Regions from separate parts of the Mus musculus genome. Here region 2 is linked to region 1. A link is a loop called in an ENCODE intact Hi-C map of the cell type or tissue named here. Cell type or tissue: heart. All regions are shown on one strand. Each heading gives the region's core, and the rest is flanking DNA. Links, peaks and the distances in the headings are about the cores only.

Region 1 (9,893 bases), core at 743-8,742:
CACGCCCCTACCCACCCACTCCCCCTTTTTGGCCCTGGCGTTCCCCTGTACTGGGGCATATAAAGTTTGCAAGTCCAATGGGCCTCTCTTTCCACTGATGGCCGACTAGGCTATCTTTTGATACATATGCAGCTAGAGTCAAGAGCTCCCGGGTACTGGTTAGTTCATAATGTTGTTCCACCTATAGGGTTGCAGATCCCTTTAGCTCCTTGGGTACTTTCTCTAGCTCCTCCATTGGGGGCCCTGTGATCCATCCAATAGCTGACTATGAGCATCCACTTCTGTGTTTGCTAGGCTCCAGCTCCTTGACATTTTCAAGTTTACATTCACCCTCTTTATTTATAGGCTCCCCAGAACAAAGATGGGCTAAACACCAGAACAAAGGAACGCAGTCTCTGCCAACCACCTTCAGGTGACCATGGGATTGAGGCCACTTTGTTAGTGGAATTTGTACATGGCTTCTCAGAACCTGCCAAGTGTGTACCTAAAAGGTATCTACCATTTCCTTTACCTCCTCTTATCCTCCAGAGTTTCCATCATCTGCTGCCTTTTTGTTGTTGTTGTTGTTATTTTCAATCCTTGTTATGCTGTGGTGTCTTGACCTCCCCTGCGGGCAGAGTTTAATCTCTTCCTTGCTTGCAAACAGCCCTGGGCTCTGTGCTAACTTTCCCTCCATAATAGTTGACATCTGAGATGTTGACTCACTGAAGGGAGCAGAAAGGCTGTTTGCAACAGGGAGCAAATTCAGAAGGCTCGGGAAAGCAGCCAAGAACTCCACACCTGGGGAGATGGGGGGGGGGGGGGGTGAGAGAAAGGCACAGCATGGAGTCCATTCGTGGAGTTTGGGGAGGATCTGGTTTCATGTGTGAGAGGGGAGGCACAGAAGCCCCTTAGGTGGCGTCCACGAAGATGGCTCCTAATACTGTTCTGATGTCTTAATACAAAAGCACAGAGACAAAAGGAGAGATGTTCTGAGCTTCTGGAAGCCTTGCTTTGGCTATTGATCTTTAAATATTTGCTGCTCAAACTGAAGTCTGGATGGATTTGAACTTTACATTTGATGTCTCTCAAAGGTCATTGAATGAGATCAACTTTTTAAAGTAAAAGAGTGATGCGTAACAACAGTATGTGCTGGAGCACCCTGATAAGACAAACACTTTAAAATGTATGGTGGCGGCAGCTTCTGCAGAATCAACAAGAATTAAATATAAATATGGCCGGAAAGGGAGGGATTGGTCATACCCAAGCACAAAGAGGCTTCCTATGAAATAAAGTGTTACTATGGCATTAGGAAAGTGTCCACAAACTCAGCTTGGGCCTCCTTTGACCATGCTAGTGGCAGTTCAAAGAATACAGTCTGATTATAAAAGTATCATTTTATATATTCTGGTGCGAAACATAGTGGGGAAAAGATATAATTATCCCATATTTCAAATAAGAAAAGAGGGTATCAGGGAAATTATATAATTTATCTAAGATTATTCCACTATAGTAAGAACATCAGCCTAGTCTATTAGAATGCAAATACTTTCCACAGCTCGACACACTAGCCAATGCCTGCAATCCTGGCAATCTTTTGGCAATCTTTTGTTAAGTGCTAGCTCATGGCTACCTCAGGGTACATAGCAAGAACTTACCAGGGAGTTTAGGGGAAAGAAAGAATGAGAGTGAGAGGGGAAAGGAAGGAAGGAAGGAAGGAAGGAAGGAAGGAAGGAAGGAGGGAGGGAGGGAGGGAGGGAGGGAGGGAGGGAGGGAGGGAGGGAGGGAGGGAGGGAGGGAGGGAGGGAGGAAGACAAGATGCTGTTCGACAGTTTCTACAGTAACTTTCTAATTCTCAGCTACTGTGCAAAACCTAGAGTCACACTTACCAGCACTCATTGTAAAACTGAGCAGGCACCTGTGGGGCTGTGAAAGGCAGCCTGTTTCGGCTGAATGAGGCTTGCTCCGGAGACCCAGTAGAGACTCAGTAGAAAACTCTACAAAGGACGGAACAGTGAGCCACATTCCCAGAGACGGGTGCCTGATACCACAGAGCCATAATTCTGTAACTATCAGTCATGCTGATAAAGCCCCAATCTCCTTGTGTTCTGGCTCCACTCCCTCAGTTACCTGACCATAGCCAGGTATGCTCCTCCCCACAGTTACCTGGCAACAGCAAGGTAGCCCAGCCCACTATAAAAGGAGCTGCTTGGCCCCCTCCTCACTCTTTTTAAGCTTTCACCTTTCTTACTTTCATCTCTAGCCCTCCCTCTTTCTCTCTCTCCCTTCCCCCATCTCTCCATGGCTGGCCTCTCTCTTTTACCTTTTCTCTTTCTCCCTGCCTTTCTACAGTAAAGCTCTAAAACCATAGACTGTCTCTGCTCATCAAGGCCTGCCATGCTTGAACGATGAAATAGGCTTTCTCCTAAAGAGCCTCGTCTAACCACCGGCTGGAAGGCCTTCCTGCGCTCCAGCCATGGACCGGACCAAGGACTCTCACCCATGTGAGAACCATCTAGTGCCCCCTCTCCCCCTGCCCTCTCCTCCCTTCAGCCCTGGGAATGACCAAGCCACCCCCGGGGTCCCCATTCTGGTCTCAGTTCTTTGGCAGTGTCCAGCGGTGTCCCCACAGCCAGACACCCACCCGGGGCTGTGTGGAAAGCATGTGGCGGTCCTCCCACGTCCACCCGCCCAGAGCACTGGAACTCTGGTGGGTCGCAGGTTTTCTCCCACTCCCTTTATTCCCCCACACCCACTGCCCCGCAGGTACCAACTACCTGAGCTGAGCCTTACATTTCCTTAGCTCTGGAGCTGGAGAGATGGACTCAGCATCCAGAGGATGCAGGTTCAATTCCCAGCAACCACATGGCAGCACACAACGGTCTATGACTCCAGTTCTGATTGTATCTGCCTCCCTCTTCTGGCCTCTGAGGGCATTGCATGCACACGATGCACAGCCGTAAAACATGCAGGCAAAACAACTCACTTACACAAAAGTAAAAGAAAACACATCCCGTAGCTCTAACTTACCTTAGACACAACACCTACTTGCCATGTTAGAACATTTGTAAGATGCTGTACATAAAAGAGAGGATGATGCCTGGCTCAGAGCAGGCTCTCACTGAGTATCAAAGTACGGCTTTTGCTCTTCCTTACACGCATTGAAATGCGCTAAAATTTAATTACTTATTTATGTGTTCTCTTATAAACAGGTTTCACCATGTAGCCCAGGCTGACCCCCCAGACTTGGTTCCCTGTTTCAACCTCCCATACACTGGGGCTACAGTACTACTGTCTGAACCAGCACGCCCAACTGATATTTAATACTTCTATGAACCACTATGTGGTTCTCCAGTTAGATTTTGTTCTTTTTTTTTTTTTAAAGGAAAAAAAACTCACAGCTCATGCCTGTTTTATGCTATGTTGTGTCCGCTGGCATGTGATGGATTCCAAGTTCTGCAAACCAGATTTGCACCACCAGCATAAGAAAGAGGAACGCTCTTTGTTCGATAGGGGGATGGCTTGAGGGAGGCTTGCCTTATCAAAGAACAGTGTTGGGAACCAGGGTTCCTTCTCTCAACTCTGTCCTTAGTCACTCTCCCTTCCATCTCTCCCATGTAAGGTGACTACAGCTGACAACCCTCACACGCATTTCGCATGTCTGTGGGAAAGGCCACTGCCCTGAGATTATTTCCCACACCAGTATCTAGGAGTTCTTGTATTTCATTGGCCCACCCTGGCTTCAAGAGTACCCAACCCGAGACAGTCGCTGGAAGCTGGAATTTCGGAATTGACTTTATTAATCATTTAAAGGGAAGCAGAATTGATCCACTCCCGCTTCAAGCCTTTATACCTTCAATCTCAGTTACATGTCTGACTGTATGAGTGGGGCTAAGCTTACTGGAAGTGGAAATTTTAGATGAAGCTGGGAGCTTGGTAATGAATTTGCCCAGAAATAAACCAGGGCTGCCTGATTTCAGAGTCCACGACATTGAATGTTCACTGGCCACCTTGGCTCGTCCTATTTTGGCAGTAATTGGCTTAGATCCCACCCCCCCCCCCAAAAAATCACTTCTCATGTAGAGACTGCATAGGCAGAAAAAAAATCAAAGTGCTTTGCCACCTGCAGCAGGTCCCTCAAGAGATTGCTTAAGCCCTGCATACCCACTGCATTAAGTAGCAGTGAAGTACATAGCAGTTAATCTCCGCTCAGCACTCCCCAATCCTCCAGATACCATCCAAGCAAAAGCCAGTTTACTGCCAAGTCTTTAACACACTCTAACACCAGCTAATCTCCCTGTAACAATTACAGAGTGAGTCTTAAGTTGGGAGCTTTGAAGGGCAGCTGTCTGAACTTCCCCGTCCTGGTGTGTCTTCCTTTGATTTAATTTTACAGCTGCTTTGTAGCTTTGGTCTTCCCATTTGAAATCCCTTTAAAAACAAGTCTAGTTAACGAAAAGAAAGTTGGTTAATAGAACAAGTTTGGAGAAGAGCATTATGTTAGTAATCTATATCAGCGTACATATACATAAACAATGTGAGAGTGTTGGGAAAACAATAGTTCTGAAAAGCATTTCCCTGGGAGAAGAGCAGTTGCAGACTTTTAATTTGATAATCCAGAAGCCAGGACCGAGGGCAATTATTCTAGGAGCCACCAGAGGGCAGTGTGTCAGCAACTATGAAACTGAAACAGCACCTAGTCACTCCTGCTTAGGCCCTTGCTCCCCCAAGAGTGGTCGGCAGAGGGCAGTATCAACACCAGGGTGACGATTCGAGAAGCGAGCTCTGGGGTAGGAATCTGTTTCCCTGGAGGGATACTTTGTAAGTACTGAGTCAGACTGAACTGGGATGAAAGCAGCGTTCTTCTCCATTTGGGAATAGGGCTGACAAGTCTCTACATTTGGAGAAGTGTATTTGGGTATGGATTCTACAGCTACAGTGCTTGGATTTGAATCCAAATGCCTTCTCTGATAGCATCACTTGTGCTATTCGGGATTTCCAACACCCACAAAGTGGTTTTGAGGAACCGGTGTGCAGTAATTGGCTGCATGAACGAGTCATTCGGAGGCAGGGAAGCTGTTTGCTGAGTCACTGTGTCTATGTTTCCGTTGTCCTTTACTTTGGCAGCTTTGGTGACTCACATATACACAGGTGAGATCCTCCCTGCTGTATTTAGTGAGCTTTCTGAGGTCTGTCCCCATCTATTGATGTCTGCTGTGTGTGTGCAAAGGAGAAACAGCTCACTAGTGTGAGCGAGCAGGATTTCATATCCTAACCTTTTTATTGATTTCGGTACACAAAACACACACACACACACACACACACACACACCCCTCCTCATACACATTCCCACACAATCGAAGTGAAAGGGACAAAGCACATCCGTGTTCCTGTCTAAAACATCAATAGGCTGTTTCAGCCAAATGACTTGAACACTTTGAGATATGGCGTCACCACCCTAAAGAATTCTTCAGTATTTTCCCATTAATAGGTACAAGGACCTATTAAATGGAAAGCAAGTAGAATTCTCCAAAGTGTGTAAAGTACAAGGTCCCCTACCTCTGTGTGCTTTGGTTCTCCACCATTCTCCTCAATTGGATTTACAGTTGGCTGGTTTCCCTCTGAGTTCTGGTGCCATGATAGATCTCCACCCCACACTTGAAACCTCACAGGGCAACTGACAGTGTGAAACCAAGGCTTCCATGTCACACAATTGTAGACTGGATCCCCCTTCTTTTCAAACGTGCACTTTTCCTGATTTTTTTTTCATTTCATTTTTTCATTTTCCACCCCTTTAGTCATTTCTTCCTTCTTATTCGATCAGCACATGTTGTGAGTACTTTCTAGAATGGTGGTTTTCGTCCTGTGGGTTGTGATTCTTTGGGATTGAACGATACTTTCACAGAGGTCACCTCAGACCAGCAGAAAACACCAGTATTTACATTACAAGTCATAACAGTAGCAAAATTACAGTTATGAAATAGCTACAAAAATAATGTTATGATTGGGGGTGACCACAACATGAGGAACTGTATGAAAGGTGGCCAGAGTTAGGAAGGCTGGGAACCACCGGTCTAGATGCAAGGGCTGTAGAAAGATAAACCTGGCCATACACTAGAAGAAGGGATTTATAAAATGAGAAAGAGGACACAGATAACAGCCAAACAGAGACTATTTCAAAGTTCTAGAAGAAGAGAGAAGATAATGAGGTTGTGAGTGAGGAAAGCAGAGAGCTTAGAGCCAGTCATTAGCCAAAGACTCTCGGGTAGGCTGAGAAGGTAACAGTTCCTCCACATCTTACAAGGGAAAAACAAAAACAAAACCCCCAAACCTTCTAATCACAGGTTGACTAAGAAAAACTCCTAGGCAAGACAGAGTTCATTTGAAAAGCAAGAAGTAGTGTGCCTGGGGTGGGGGTGGGGGAGCTAGGGGAAGCAAAGAGTAGGACTTAAGAAAAGACATTACCAACGAGTCAGTGGATACCCAGGGTGTGGGCACATGGAGATGTGAGCCGAGAGGCTTCAGGACACACTAAAATGACTCTTGTCTGTGTGACCTAGAGCAAGCTAAGTGCTGTTGGGCAAGGAAGCTGCCTTCCTTTCAGCTAGGTGGGCTGACGGGTTCTCTGATGCTCAGAACTGTGCCCACTATTTAAATGGTCTTCAATGATTAAATGATTTTAAATGTACAGAAGCAGGCTGAGTCTATCCCTTTGTGCTGTATGTCCCACCGTGACTTATTTTGGGGCGCTCACTTATGGCGGCTCTTAAAGCACACCTTACAATGTAGAAATCAAGCCCACCCACAAAAAGCCTCAGATGCTAAAATTTCTAGGCCTAGCAGCAACTGTTATAATTACCTTCCATTGTAAATCTGCTTTTTCTCAGAGCATCATCATTCTTCATAATGAGTTCTATAATTTCCCCATAGAGTACGACCCACTCCGGCTGAAGAGCTCAAACTAAGTACGAGCAGTTGATCACTGTCTGTAATTTGCATTGCTCTTTATCCAAGAAAATATTCATTCTTATTAGCCAGATTGAGACCTATTATGAATGTCAATGTGACTTAATTAAAGCATAATATTGATCATGATACCACTCTCCAAGACTCAAATGCCCTCCCCCACGATGCTTACTAACCTAACCCTTCACTGATGAAGTACGAAAATAAATTAGATAAAGGCATTTTTGATAAGTTGGGGAGATTTAACCAAAGTCTTTCTTAATGAAAAAATAATAAAAAAGTATGAGATGAATTGTATCTGCTAAATTATACATGCAGAAAGACTTCAGCAAAATAAAAAATGTGTTTTGCTACCTTTCATTCTGAATGTCAGGCAATACTTCTTCAACTCCTAAGTACTCAGTTCACGATGTACTATGCTGTAAGTGTTTGCCCACACAATGAGCTTGTATTCTGCTAGTTTTCCTAAATTCTATTTATTATTATTTAAAGGGAACAAAGCATTAGAAAAAATTTACAACCTTAAATCCCTGGCTTAGTATTTAAATATGTAATGAGGCACAGGAAATAGAAATGACTTCTATAATCATGGAGATGATCACAACATTATTGGAAAAAAAAAACCTGCCCATTTCTTTGGGAAAATATTTTAATGGATTCATGGTTAGGTAGGAAAAGGTCCCAAACTGGGTTGGTGTTTGGGGAGTGTGGAGTCATGGGAGGTGACTGTTAAAACAAGGAAGTGGAGAAGCACGTCCCTTCTAAGGCTCTCTTTCGTGGGTGTAGAGAATGTTGTTGTTTATTGGGAGAATCTCGGTTGGAGTTGTATGTCATTGTTCCAGAAATGACTGAGTTGTCATCCTGGAGCTAAACACAGGAAGAAAGAGATGACTCAGATGGATGTGAGGGTGGATTGAGCATAAAAGAAACAGTGATGAAAGTTAGGAAAAGGGGTGCTGGGTTCTGCTTGTCCATGTGTAAGGGATGGTGTGATGTGGTTCCCACCTCTGGAGCAGGGCCAGCAGGGCGTGGGCCTCCACCAGTGACCATTGTTGCTGTGGGCGTAAGGCTTGTTTGTGTGTGGATGGATAAGAAAGAAAGAAAGGAAGAGAGAAAGAAAGAAAGAAAGAAAGAAAGAAAGAAAGAAAGAGAGAGAGAGAGAGGGAGGGAGGGAGGGAGGGAGGGAGGGAGGGAGGGAGGGAGGGAGGGAGGGAGGGAGGAAGGAAGGAAGGAAGGAAGAAAGAAAGAAAGAAAGAAAGAAAGAAAGAAAGAAAGAAAGAAAGAAAGAAAGAAAGAAAATAGATATATATTACTTTATGTTCTTCCTCTCTGACAAGGTTAATGACTCCGTGATAATCAGAGATAACACGAGTCTGGGAGGCGAATGTGTGTCTATGTCTCAGCAAAATGGTAAAGGCTGTGACTTAAGGACAGCCCTTACGACTGTGGGAAAGAACACTGAAAACATGAGTTCAAAAATAGATAATTTCTCAACTATCCAAAATATCAGGATGCCCTATGGATTGTATAAGGATCATCACAGATCTAAAGTATCAGAGGCAGCCGCACAATCTTGTCAGGATGATGTTAAGGAAGGAGATAAAGAGATTATGGGAGTGGTGATTGCAGGGCAAGATCCCACCCAGCTATGCTTACAAAGGCAGGTAGATTCCTGAGTTCAAGGTCATCCTGGGACAGAAGGAGTTGAGATCAAGACCCAGGCAAGGTAGGAATGGTAATTTCAGGTGTTTTTGGTCTCTTTCTGGAGTCACAGGATGCTGATTCATGGGATAATCAAAAGGGAACGTGGGGTAGTGGCTGAATTAATGTATAAATAAAAAGACTGGGCTTTTGATATGCAAATGTTGAGCTATTCAGAGAAGTTTTAGAATAACAAGAAAGCTGTGTAAGCAGACTGACTGAGATAAGCTGTTGGCTTGGACCCTTGATTTTACTTCAAGTCATTTATTTCACCACTCTCAAGCATTCCTTCCTCAAGATCATGACTTAGCCAAGGGTGGACCTTGGCAAAGGAGTCCCTGCTTGGAGATTTCCAGAACACTTAGACACCTGTTGGACGTGCAACAGTGCCCTGGAATGAGAGCCTAAATGATGGCTGGCCTTCATGAAAGGTCATATGAACTATGGGAAGTTTGTAGATACTCAACTTGCACTTTAATTCATACCCACTGAAACGCCTGTGGGTGCAAATAGCAAAAACTAACCCATATCTGGGATTTGGGGTTCAAAATGCTAAAATCCTGATGAATGGGGAAGGCACAAGTCTCTTTCAAGTCATAAACTCTTAAAAGGCAATCCTTTGAGTCTGTTTCCTGTGAGACACCAGAATGGCATCTGGCATCACAAGATGGTTGCAGCTGCTCTAAGGCCACATGGTTCAAATTCACTTCCAAAGGAGAGAGGCAGACTCCTCCCACTTAGCGTCCAAGGACAGTTCTAGTGACAGTTACTAGTCCGAGTGACTGGACTACCATGCCTGATCTGGGTTCACCCTGGCAGGGTATAGGGGAATGAGGGGAAGTAGTGAGGATGTTTGGTAGATAATGTTGCAGACCTTTACTAAACCTAGCTACATCTCAGAATTTAGACATCAGGAACAGTTTAAGTCAAAAAAAAAAAAAAAAATCAACTGCCCAAAACAACCTAATTATAATTTTCTTTCCATTAGCTGTTATATAATAAAATTATTTTCAAATTATCCGTATCATTTTCTCAGAGCTAAGAGTTAGTCAGATTCATTTAACCTGTATCAATATTACTATGTAGCCTCCCCCCAGCCTTGAGCAGGCTGTCTCAGACCTGTTCGGCTGCTGTGAATAAGACCACCTAGGGTGGAGTCTTCACACCTAGATAGGTCTATTGTTCTGCCACCTCTGCTCTTTTCTCCAAGACACCTGATACCTGCTAAGAGGCTGAACCTGTTCTCC
Region 2 (9,893 bases), core at 1,155-9,154, 370 kb after region 1:
CCTAGGAAATAGGAAATCATTATCCAAGATGCTCGTACTCTCAAATAGTAAGAAAACATTCTAAATATTTTCCACATGTTTATGTTATTTTATCTAAAAATGTGAAGTGGATTTCTCCTCTTAGCTAAAATGTAGGTATTTTCTGAGGTGAGCCTATATCATCAGTGCTCAGAAATTATACAATCAAATAGGAATTACCCATGGCAACTGAAACTTTGAGATTTAGTCTATAATGAGGCTTTTAATATAATGAGCTAAAAAAACTCTACGAAATCTGAGCACACCCCCCCATGCACAATGTATTTTAATCAACTCAAATGAATTAAGATGATATAGATCAAGTCCTCTTGCTATGAAAACTAAAGTGCCATAATGAGATAGTTGGCCTAAAAAAAAAAAATCCAAATTCACTGTAAAGTCACTGTAATCAAAATGATATGATGGGTCTAAGGTATAGCCTAGTGGAATATTGCTCACCTGGGTATGTGAGGATCCGTATTGATGCCCAACTGTGTAAAATGGAGAGCAGCAGACCAGCACATTAAGGACACAGATAGACTAGAGAGCACAGGAGTAGATTTCAGTGTATAGGGGATTTGTTTTTTAATCAAGGGGAAGGGTATTTTACTTCACAAATAAGACTGGCCTAATTAGGTGTCTGTAAGGAAGAAGGCAAAGCCAGGCTCAGCCTCACGATTTACAGAGTAAGTGGTATCTTGATTAAGGTTAAAAAACTAAAGGGAGGCCAGCAAGATGTTTTGGTGGGCAGTGGCGCTCACCACCAAGCTGCGGTCAATCCTTGGCACCTCACTGGTGGACAGAAAGAACTGACTCCCTAACCTCTACATACCTGCGCGCGCGCGCACACACACACACACACACACACACACACTCACGGAGACACACACAGACACACGTGCACACAAATAAATGAATTAAGCACTTGCTAAAAACGAAAAAGTTAGAGGAAATGTTTATAGGGGAGAGCTTTTAAAAATAGGCTTGCAGATCCCCAACGAAAATTCAGACACCTCTATGGCAAAAAGCAAGGTCATTGTCTGACTGAATAGTACATTTATGTGAGGGAGAAAAAAAAAAGCCATGCTCCTTTCTGAAGACGAGTCATTGTTGCTGCCTTCTCACAGAGAACATCAACTAGCTACAATGTGAACAATGCCAGACCAGAAACAGGCTGCAGGCTGGCCAGGCTGCAGGGTTAACTGAACAAGACCTTGTAAGCCATCTACACACAGGCAGTACTGGAGGGCGACATAGGAGGGACTTGTAACAAAGAACAGAAAATAGGGACAATGCCGACTACCAGATGTATTTAGGAGTCCACCAACTAATTTCTGATGGAACAAAGAATCATGCAGTACAAATTTTAAAATGTGGGGAATGATGTGAATGCTCAAAAACGTACCATAACATGCTAAGTGTCTTCTAATTTTTTGTTTTGGTCACTTAAAAATAATTGAAGATAATTTGGCCAGAACTAACACAAAATCTTAACCAAAGCTCAGTTTTAAAAAGATACCTATCATTTTTTTTTAATGTGTTTACTTTCGGGCTGTGTACTGGTTTGTATACCATGAAATCACTCACAACACAGGCCAAATGTAATCGCTGGGAGGTAACAGCTTTCTTGTATCTCATACTCAATGCGAGGGTCATTTAGAATTACAGACATTTCCTGACCGCCAAGGAGCACAGTAGACATCTTAGCCTTCTGGGAGTCTATTAGTAGGGATTCGGTGACTTAGTCTGCAAATTTTGCTTTAAAATAATTACAAAATATAAATGCCAGCTTGTGAAGAAAATAATGGTTTTCCCGGATCGACTCCTTCCTAAAATGTTCCACGGCTTAATTTTGATTCTTGTTGTAGATAAAGCAAGCATATTTCACTGGACGAGGCGCATTGTCGCTAGCTGTGACCGAGTGATTATTTTTTTTTATTGTAAGTGCAAAAATAAGCACTTTCTGGTAATGGCTCAAATTACATTGATTTTCACAGTTATGGGCTTACCTGAAGCCCGCTGTTAATCACTCACATAATGCTAATCATGTCGCAAGCTCTTTCTTAATTAAACCCACTTAGTAAGGAACAGCAAGAACAAAGCAAGTCCAAACTAGGAAGCTCTGCCTCTCTGCCTTTCTTCCATTGACGTGGACTCCACACCATTCTAACCTGGTCTTTGTTTTATTTCCAAGACAATTTCTTTTTACGGTAGAGCCATATTTGTTAGCCCACCCTTCAGCTTTGATTACAATTTCTTTCCTAAAATGTAAATTGGGTTTTTTTCCCCACACGGCCTTTCACAAGAAAATGATTAAATGTTTCTTGATGAAATAGGCTGATGTAATATTCTGCAAAATTATTCTGTATTTTAAAGAAGATATTACTGGACCTTCAGCTTAATTGGGAGAATTGTTTTATTTATGATTGATGTAAACTAAATACCCTAAGCAAGTGCCGGAATACACTGATAAACATGGCCCCGTGTGAAGAATTTGTAAAGCAACACTGCCACCAAGAGGTAAAATAGGGAAAAACAAATTAATTGAAAATTAATCTTGAAAAACCTATTATGTTCAGATAGCTGATCTGTACTTAGTATGATTGCTAACGATAACAATCTAGCTTTTGGGCTACCATTGTCAGCGTTCAGTGCCCACAGCCTTTGATAGCTCCTATTTGCATTTTGCATACACACACACACAAGGCAACCAGTGAAAACTATTTTGGAAGAAGATACTTTATCAATGTAATGAAAAGGCTTCAGAGTAGCTGATTTGCCAGATAGTCCTAATATTATGTAAAGGACGTTCCCAGTGCAATAAGGGGACGGTGAGGTTAGAAATAAACTCAGAGGAATTAAAAAGAGTTAACCACAAGCACTTTGGGCTAGAACAGCAGTCCCCTGCTGCAGAGCTCAGCCAGTTCCCAAAACAATTCTGCAAAGCTCAGCAAGAAAGCTTCCACCTGACCTGGAAATTCACAAGATACAGAAGTGGTTTCGACTGTGGAGAGATAAGGGGAAAGGGGACAAGGGGGAGGGTGGGGAGGACAAAAGGAGGGGGACGTGTGGGTTATTTTTAGTCGAGAATGGCACAAGCATTCGGTTACTAAAACCATGTAACACCCACAAAATAGTCTCTCATGCCCAACTGAAGCTGGGAACACACTGTCCTTTCTGTGGCGATGTTTTAAGGGAGTTACTTTTACTGTCTCTCCTCCCCCCCACCATGCCTGAAAATGAGATGGGGCACACAGATCTTTAGCTTACTTAGAATTAAGTAAATGTGGGGCTTATTGATATTTAAAACAAATTGGCTTCAGGTTCGTGATGTACCCTCGAGATAGGTTATGGAAACTCACATTTTAACGCCGCACCTTAAAGTGCTGCCAAATTTCCATTCCACCATCTAATCCGCACCACACCTGCTGGGGTGCCTTGCCCCACGCTCTGACCTCTGCCGCTGGGTTTCCAGGTCCGTGTCTCCAGCGGGGAGGATCTCCACTTCCCCGATCAGATCCGTGAAGTCGCCACTGCTCATTCGCAAGACTCAGACCACCACCATGGCCACAGGCCCCGAGGTGCCTCCCCCTTGGAAGCAAGAGGGCTACGTGGCCTCCTCGACTGAGGCTGAGATGAGAGAGACGACAATGACAAGCTCTACCCAGATCAGAAGAGAAGAGAGGTGGGAAGGGAGATACGGGGTCCAGGAGCAAGTGACCATCAGTGGAGCCGCGGCTGCTGCGGCCAGTGCGTCGGTCAGCTCGTCATTCACGGCAGGAGCCATCACCACTGGGACTAAGGAGGTACCGTCAGAACCCTTTCCTTTCTCCATTTCATCTTCTGGTTCCTCTGATCCAGTTTCAGGCATGGACTGCACAGGTTAGAGAGGAAATGCATAGGAGCCTAAAACTACAATCAATATGGTTGTCCTTTATCAAAGCATCTTTTTTGAGTCAAAGACTAATCTGTGAGGCTGGCATAATGTATGAATTTTAATGGTGCTGGCCTTGTCTTTCTGGGCAATGATAGGTAAATTACATATGCATATATTTTGCTCTTCCTGGTCATTAAGGGTTTGTAACTTTTCTACCATGGGTGTTGTTTTAGAAAGCATTGTACTTGTTGATACAGGTGAAACAAGAGACAGACAAGAGTGCAGCTGTTGCGACTGTCGTTGCTGCTGTTGATATGGCCAGAGTGAGAGAACCAGCCATCAGTGCTGTAGAGCAAACTGCTCAGAGGACAACCACGACTGCTGTGCATATACAACCTGCTCAAGAACAGGTAAGCACAAAGCCACCAGGGGGTGCTAGAACGGCCCCGGCTCAACTCTGCTCTTAGTAATTGGACATACAAATCCCCTGCTGAACCACACAGTGCTGAAGGCAGTGGCCCAGGCTTTAAAAGCTTCCCGAGGAAGCTAGAAATATCAAATGTGTTTAAGCTGTAAATATCACAGGAGCAGACCGGGTCAGAAGAAATACCTGGGCTGTGTGAGGCGAGCAAAAGTTAACTACTGTTTTCAAGGCATCCAGGGACTGTGGGAGCCTGGCAGACATGAAACAAAAGGCAGGTCAAATCTGAGTGCAGATTTCCATAGCTAGTTGTGGAAGCTACATTTTCAAGGGTTGGCATTAGATTTCTCTAAGTTCCCGGAAGGACCACGGCTTTTACTTTCCTCAAAACAAATGTGACATTTTGATTCTCGGCTGCAAAGCAATATAAATGCAAGGCCACCTCATGTGTAAACAGGCTCTGTTAGTCTAAAAGCTCTCTCACTCTCCTCCCTGTCCTGTGGGTTGATTGTTACCGCTTGGTCCTGATGTAGCAGCGTACACTTCCAAGTGGTGTGGACTGAAATGGCTCCTTTCTTTTGTCAATGAAAATCAGGCGAGAAAAGAGGCGGAGAAGACCGCAGTAACCAAGGTTGTAGTTGCTGCCGATAAAGCCAAGGAACAGGAACTAAAATCACGAACCAGAGAAGTGATGGTGACAACGCAAGAGCAGACTCACATATCTCATGAGCAGGTGGGGTGAACTTTGATTTGCAAATGTGCCAACACCTAAGATGACCTTTTACTGTGAAGCAGGTTAATTCTAGGGCCACGTGTCTAGTTTCACACAAATAGCATCCTCCTCTCATGTATGTCTATTCCTGAGCACTTGACACCAGTGCCCCTTAGAGTCACTAAGTATTCCTACTGGAAATAAAATGAGGATTCATCTCATCTAACATATATATATAGTGTAAATCATTTACACTGATTATAGGTTAAATGTGTGGCTATGGATAGGGAACAGGCAGAGTGAGAACGGAAAGATGATGCAGGTGTTGTGGATGAAACAGGCAAGAATGTAAGGGAAAACAGAATATGCTACATTAAAAGCTTGGTGCCGCTTCCTGACCCCTTGGACATTAGCACATGGGTTTCATATAGGATGTATGACATACATACCTACATGTAGTAGGTTGAATAGTGAGAGGTTGGACTAAAAAGCACTTGTGGACAGATGGGAGAAGGCCTGTTGGTAGAACTGTTGGTCAGGGGAGACAGTTGATTATAGGATAATTTGAGAAAATTAATTTTCAAGTCCCTTTCTGCCCTGTGGTCCTGAGGTTCAGTGATAAGATACCCAAGGATGGGAAGGACTTACTCTTTAGACATCAAATGGAAGTGAAACATCCTTCCATGGCTCAGGATTGGAGCAATACATTGACCAAGATAGTAACCAAAATTGTGTCTCCATTTTAGACAAGCCTTGATATTCAAAACCATTATTGTATGTTTAAAAAAAAAAAAGACAAAATAGAGTAGGAAGGCAGACTGTAAATTATGCTTGGATTTTCACATTAAAGTAAGGAGCCAGGCAAAATTACTCCTTGAGACTTCCGTAGTAATATTCTGAGGTGTAAGATTACTTTTGGCTGATAGAATTAGCACCTAATTAAATTACCATATGACCACCTATAGAAGGCACAAATCTTGCTAAGGTAGGTAGCCACTGTCTGTAAAACAAGCAGTCCTGAGTCCGACATTCCATTTCCCCTAAAGAGACTAATGCATGGTTCAGAGAGCAAACAAATGTGCTCGTATTAATTAAGATGTGAAGATTTAATTAACGATATCAGAAAGGGAGGTTCACTCTCTCGATTTCCTACTTTGTTGGATCTGATGCTGGGTTAGCCCCATTGTAGATTTGGAAACAATAAGGTCCTGTTTTTATTCATTGATTGCAGATAAGAAAAGAAACTGAAAAAGCATTTGTACCAAAGGTAGTGATCTCCGCAACCAAAGCCAAAGAGCAAGAAACTAGAATCACGGGAGAAATTACTACAAAACAAGAGCAAAAGCGAATAACTCAAGAAACAGTAAGTCTGGCTTTGATCCTTACAAATGGCTCATTTCCAGTCATCAGCTGTGTGTACATTATACCCAGAGCTTCAGACCAGACTCTCTTTCGTGTCTCTTCCTCCTACTGTTGACCAGTGTCCAGGGTTAGAACTCTTTTGTGTTCACTGTTCTGTGTCCACGTGAGCAGTGCACGTAAACTGTGCTCGAACAGTTTTGGAGGTTATCCTAGAACTTCAGATCAGACATAAACAGAAGGTGCACCGCACTTCTGCCACTAGCCACTAGCACATCAGTTTTGCACATGTAACCTGAGTCCTCCGTCACTCAGATTGGGACATTTAGCCATTGTGCAGTTGTAAGACACATACCTATCTATGCTCACCTGCTGACACACATGCACACACCTTAGCCCCAAGCACTTTAACTAAGCAGCAGTTGCCCATTAGAGAAGACAGCACCCATAATTCCTGGGTGATAAACACTGAAGTAAACATATAGGATATAGGAAGACATAGCCTATGTATGATATATATGTATATAAACACATGTATATGCAATGAATGTGTGTATATATATATATATATATGAGATTGATGTCACTGAAGACTACTTTTCTTCCCTCTGTCACCAAGCTTGAAGGGACAGGAGCTTTTATTTTGAATTCTTTGACCCATGCTGTCCTCAGAGCTCCTGTCTGATCTAAGAGCTACTTTCTTTTGAGAACATTGTACTTATAAAAAGGCTAACCATAGTCATCTGCCCAGGTTTCCCTTACCTTGTCCTCAGGACAAAAGGGACTTCGTGTGGCCTGGGAGTCAGGCCAGGCAAGATTGGAGCATAGGAATCTTTGTGACCATTGCAACATAGCAGACTGATGAGTTCAGCCAACCTCAGTTTTCAGCCATTCAGCAACAACAGCCATAGCCCAAAGAGATCACCTTTTCAGTCCTGGCATAATTTATTAAGTTTGGCAGCAATGTTTATTGCTCAGAAAAGCAGCGGCAGGTGGTAAGCCCACACTTAGACCTCTGACACAGGGGGTGTGACATTTTCTACCTCATCACTGAGCCTTCCGCATTCTGAATATGGCCTGGCCGTCTTACTGTTCCTTATGGGACCTTTAAACTCAAACCTTCATTTTACTCCACAATGTCAGATAAGACAGGAAACTGAGGAAATTGCTGCATCCATGGTAGTGGTTGCCACCGCCAAGTCCACAAAACTAGAGGCAGCTGTGGGAGTTCAAGAAGAGACTGCCATACAACAGGATCAAATGCACCTCACTCATGAACAGGTGATGACTTCCTGCTGGTGTGAAAGTCACCCGTGCATCACGTCACCGTCACCTGCAGCCATCCACGTCATCACGGCTCTTAAGCATCTCTTCTCTCCACAGTCTCACGGCCCCTTACCACCCATCTGGCTTTCACTCTCATTCCTAACTCTCAGCTTTTCTTTGGATTGCTACTAATAGATCATAATTCAACTTAATGTCTTCCTGTGAAGGCAGACTCCAGAATTCAAGACAAAATTATGTAGTTTTAAGTGTCTATTAGAACGCTGCATAGGTTATAATGTAAAGTGTGTGACAGAAAGAGGGGATATGTATGTCTCCGTTGTTCTTTTCTAATCCCATTTTTCCTTATAGCTGTACCCATGTTGGTATTTTTGCCAGGAAATACTATGGATAGTCATGACAATCCAATGATGTTTAATGAAATATCTATGGATAATAGGAAAAACTCTGCCTCTTTTTTCCCAGTTAATTTGTTTTTTTTTTAATTAGAGACTCATGAGATTTATTGACATTTTCTTACCTTTCTCTTGAAATCATATAACTAGATGATGAAGGAAACTAGGAAAACAGTGGTACCCAAAGTCATAGTTGCCACGCCCAAGATTAAAGAGCAAGATTTAGTATCAAGAAGTAGAGAAGCCATCACTACCAAAAGAGATCAAGTTCAAATAACTCAGGAAAAGGTGAATTAACACATGTGAAAAGTTCATCTTTAAGCTAATGTCTAGTAAACCATTAACTATTACATAGTATGAATTATTAATCTGTTTTTCTGTTGAGGTTCATAACTAAATATAGTAAACACGTGATTGAGTGCCATGAGTGTCTCCCTCACCGCTTGGTTTTCACACACCCCCTATAACATTTGTAATTCATTTTGTTCAACACTATTATTTGCATGAAATTAGCATTTTAGTTTCATTTTTAAAAGCAATATAGGAGAGCATCTAGAGACTATTTTACAACTAACATTGCTACATTCTGTGACTCCCAGTCATTCTATACAAATACTGCTAAGCGAGTATTTAACCCTGGATGATTTTATTGTTGCATCCCACAAGCAGGGGAATGGAGTGTGTGTGTTTGTGGGGCTGGGTGGGCCATTACTCTGTATGTCAGAAGCCCATACAACTTAAACTTTGCTTTTACCATAATGATCAGAAGAGAAAGGAAGTGGAAACAACTGCCTTGTCTACAATAGCAGTTGCTACTGCTAAAGCCAAAGAGCAAGAAACAGTTCTGAGGTCTAGAGAAGCCATGGCCACTAGACAAGAACACATCCAAGTTACCCATGGACAGGTGACTGTGTTATTCCAGCGTGGAACCCACGATAATCTATTAATACCAAATCTCCTGTGAAAACCTCCATTATAACACATTAATCCCAAACGCCAATCTCTTTGTCTAGGAGACGCTATTAATCAGATTTATTTTCAGAGAATTGTACAATTTGAAACTAAAAAGTAAAATGATTCATTGGTCTTAACATTGCAACATATTTCTTTTCCGGTGTGGTGTTATCATTTTCAACTTTTTTTTATTAACATGTAGAAACCCTCCACACATTAATGACTGAAATTGCATGTGGGCTAATATCAAAGAGACTCAACGAGCAAGAAAAATCACTGCATATGAGCAGTGAGGAGCCTTATAGTGGTGTGTGTGTGTGTGTGTGTGTGTGTGTGTGTGTGTGTGTGTGTGTTGAGGAGTCAGGTGTTCAATGTATTATGCTGCAATCTAAGGAAGGATTTACTTCAATCATGTATAATTTTCTTCATGTGAAACTTTATCTTTTTCATCCTCTAAATACCAGAGGCGAGAAAATTATAGCACCTGTTTAGTGGCTTCCACTGTAACTGCACAAGATGCAGTACTGAGGAATCTAGAGAGAGAGAGAGAGATCCCACCAGAACTGTTCCATATAAGCTGCGAAAAGGTTACCATGTCTATTCGCAGCTATACACATCCTATGGCTTAAACTACTTCCCATAACCATAGCTCCCACTAAATGAGCTATTATTCTCCATTGGGAACTGGACACTAAGGTTTTCTTTTTTTTTTTTCATTTTTGCATTGTTTTTGTGTTTCCCTCAGTGTTGATTTTTATCACAAGATTGTTAATTGTTTTTTCTCTAAGACAAGATTTAAGATAAGATTCAAACCTTTATCTAAGACTAATATTTAATAGCCCATCTGTCTCCTAGAAGTCTCATGCAACAAGT

Evidence for each region. Hi-C counts contacts between places; a loop is a spot of excess contacts. Peaks named below come from ENCODE experiments on the same cell type or tissue, not always from the same donor. Only the 100,000 strongest peaks of a DNase experiment are listed, where the experiment ranks them.
Region 2: a loop joins it to region 1, with 9 times the contacts of the local background. A loop is called at or near these places in 24 of 42 quality-filtered maps.

Annotation. Positions count from the first base shown.
Region 1 is chr2:77,336,938-77,346,830 of GRCm38, reverse strand. No RefSeq gene overlaps it. Among named protein-coding and RNA genes, the nearest start is that of Gm35317, 18 kb to the right of the region's middle. In heart, for the core only: CTCF peaks have their summits at 2,914 (motif pointing left) and 4,684 (motif pointing right); DNase peaks (open chromatin) are centred at 2,590 and 4,710.
Region 2 is chr2:76,963,552-76,973,444 of GRCm38, reverse strand. Ttn (titin) reads left to right here. Exons shown (of 313, transcript NM_011652.3): 7 at 3,494-3,824; 8 at 4,153-4,305; 9 at 4,912-5,049; 10 at 6,260-6,391; 11 at 7,531-7,668; 12 at 8,217-8,354; 13 at 8,833-8,970. Among named protein-coding and RNA genes, the nearest start is that of Ttn, 14 kb to the left of the region's middle. In heart, for the core only: CTCF peaks have their summits at 2,533 and 4,320 (motif pointing right); a DNase peak (open chromatin) is centred at 4,304; H3K4me3 peaks cover 364 bases; H3K27ac peaks cover 636 bases.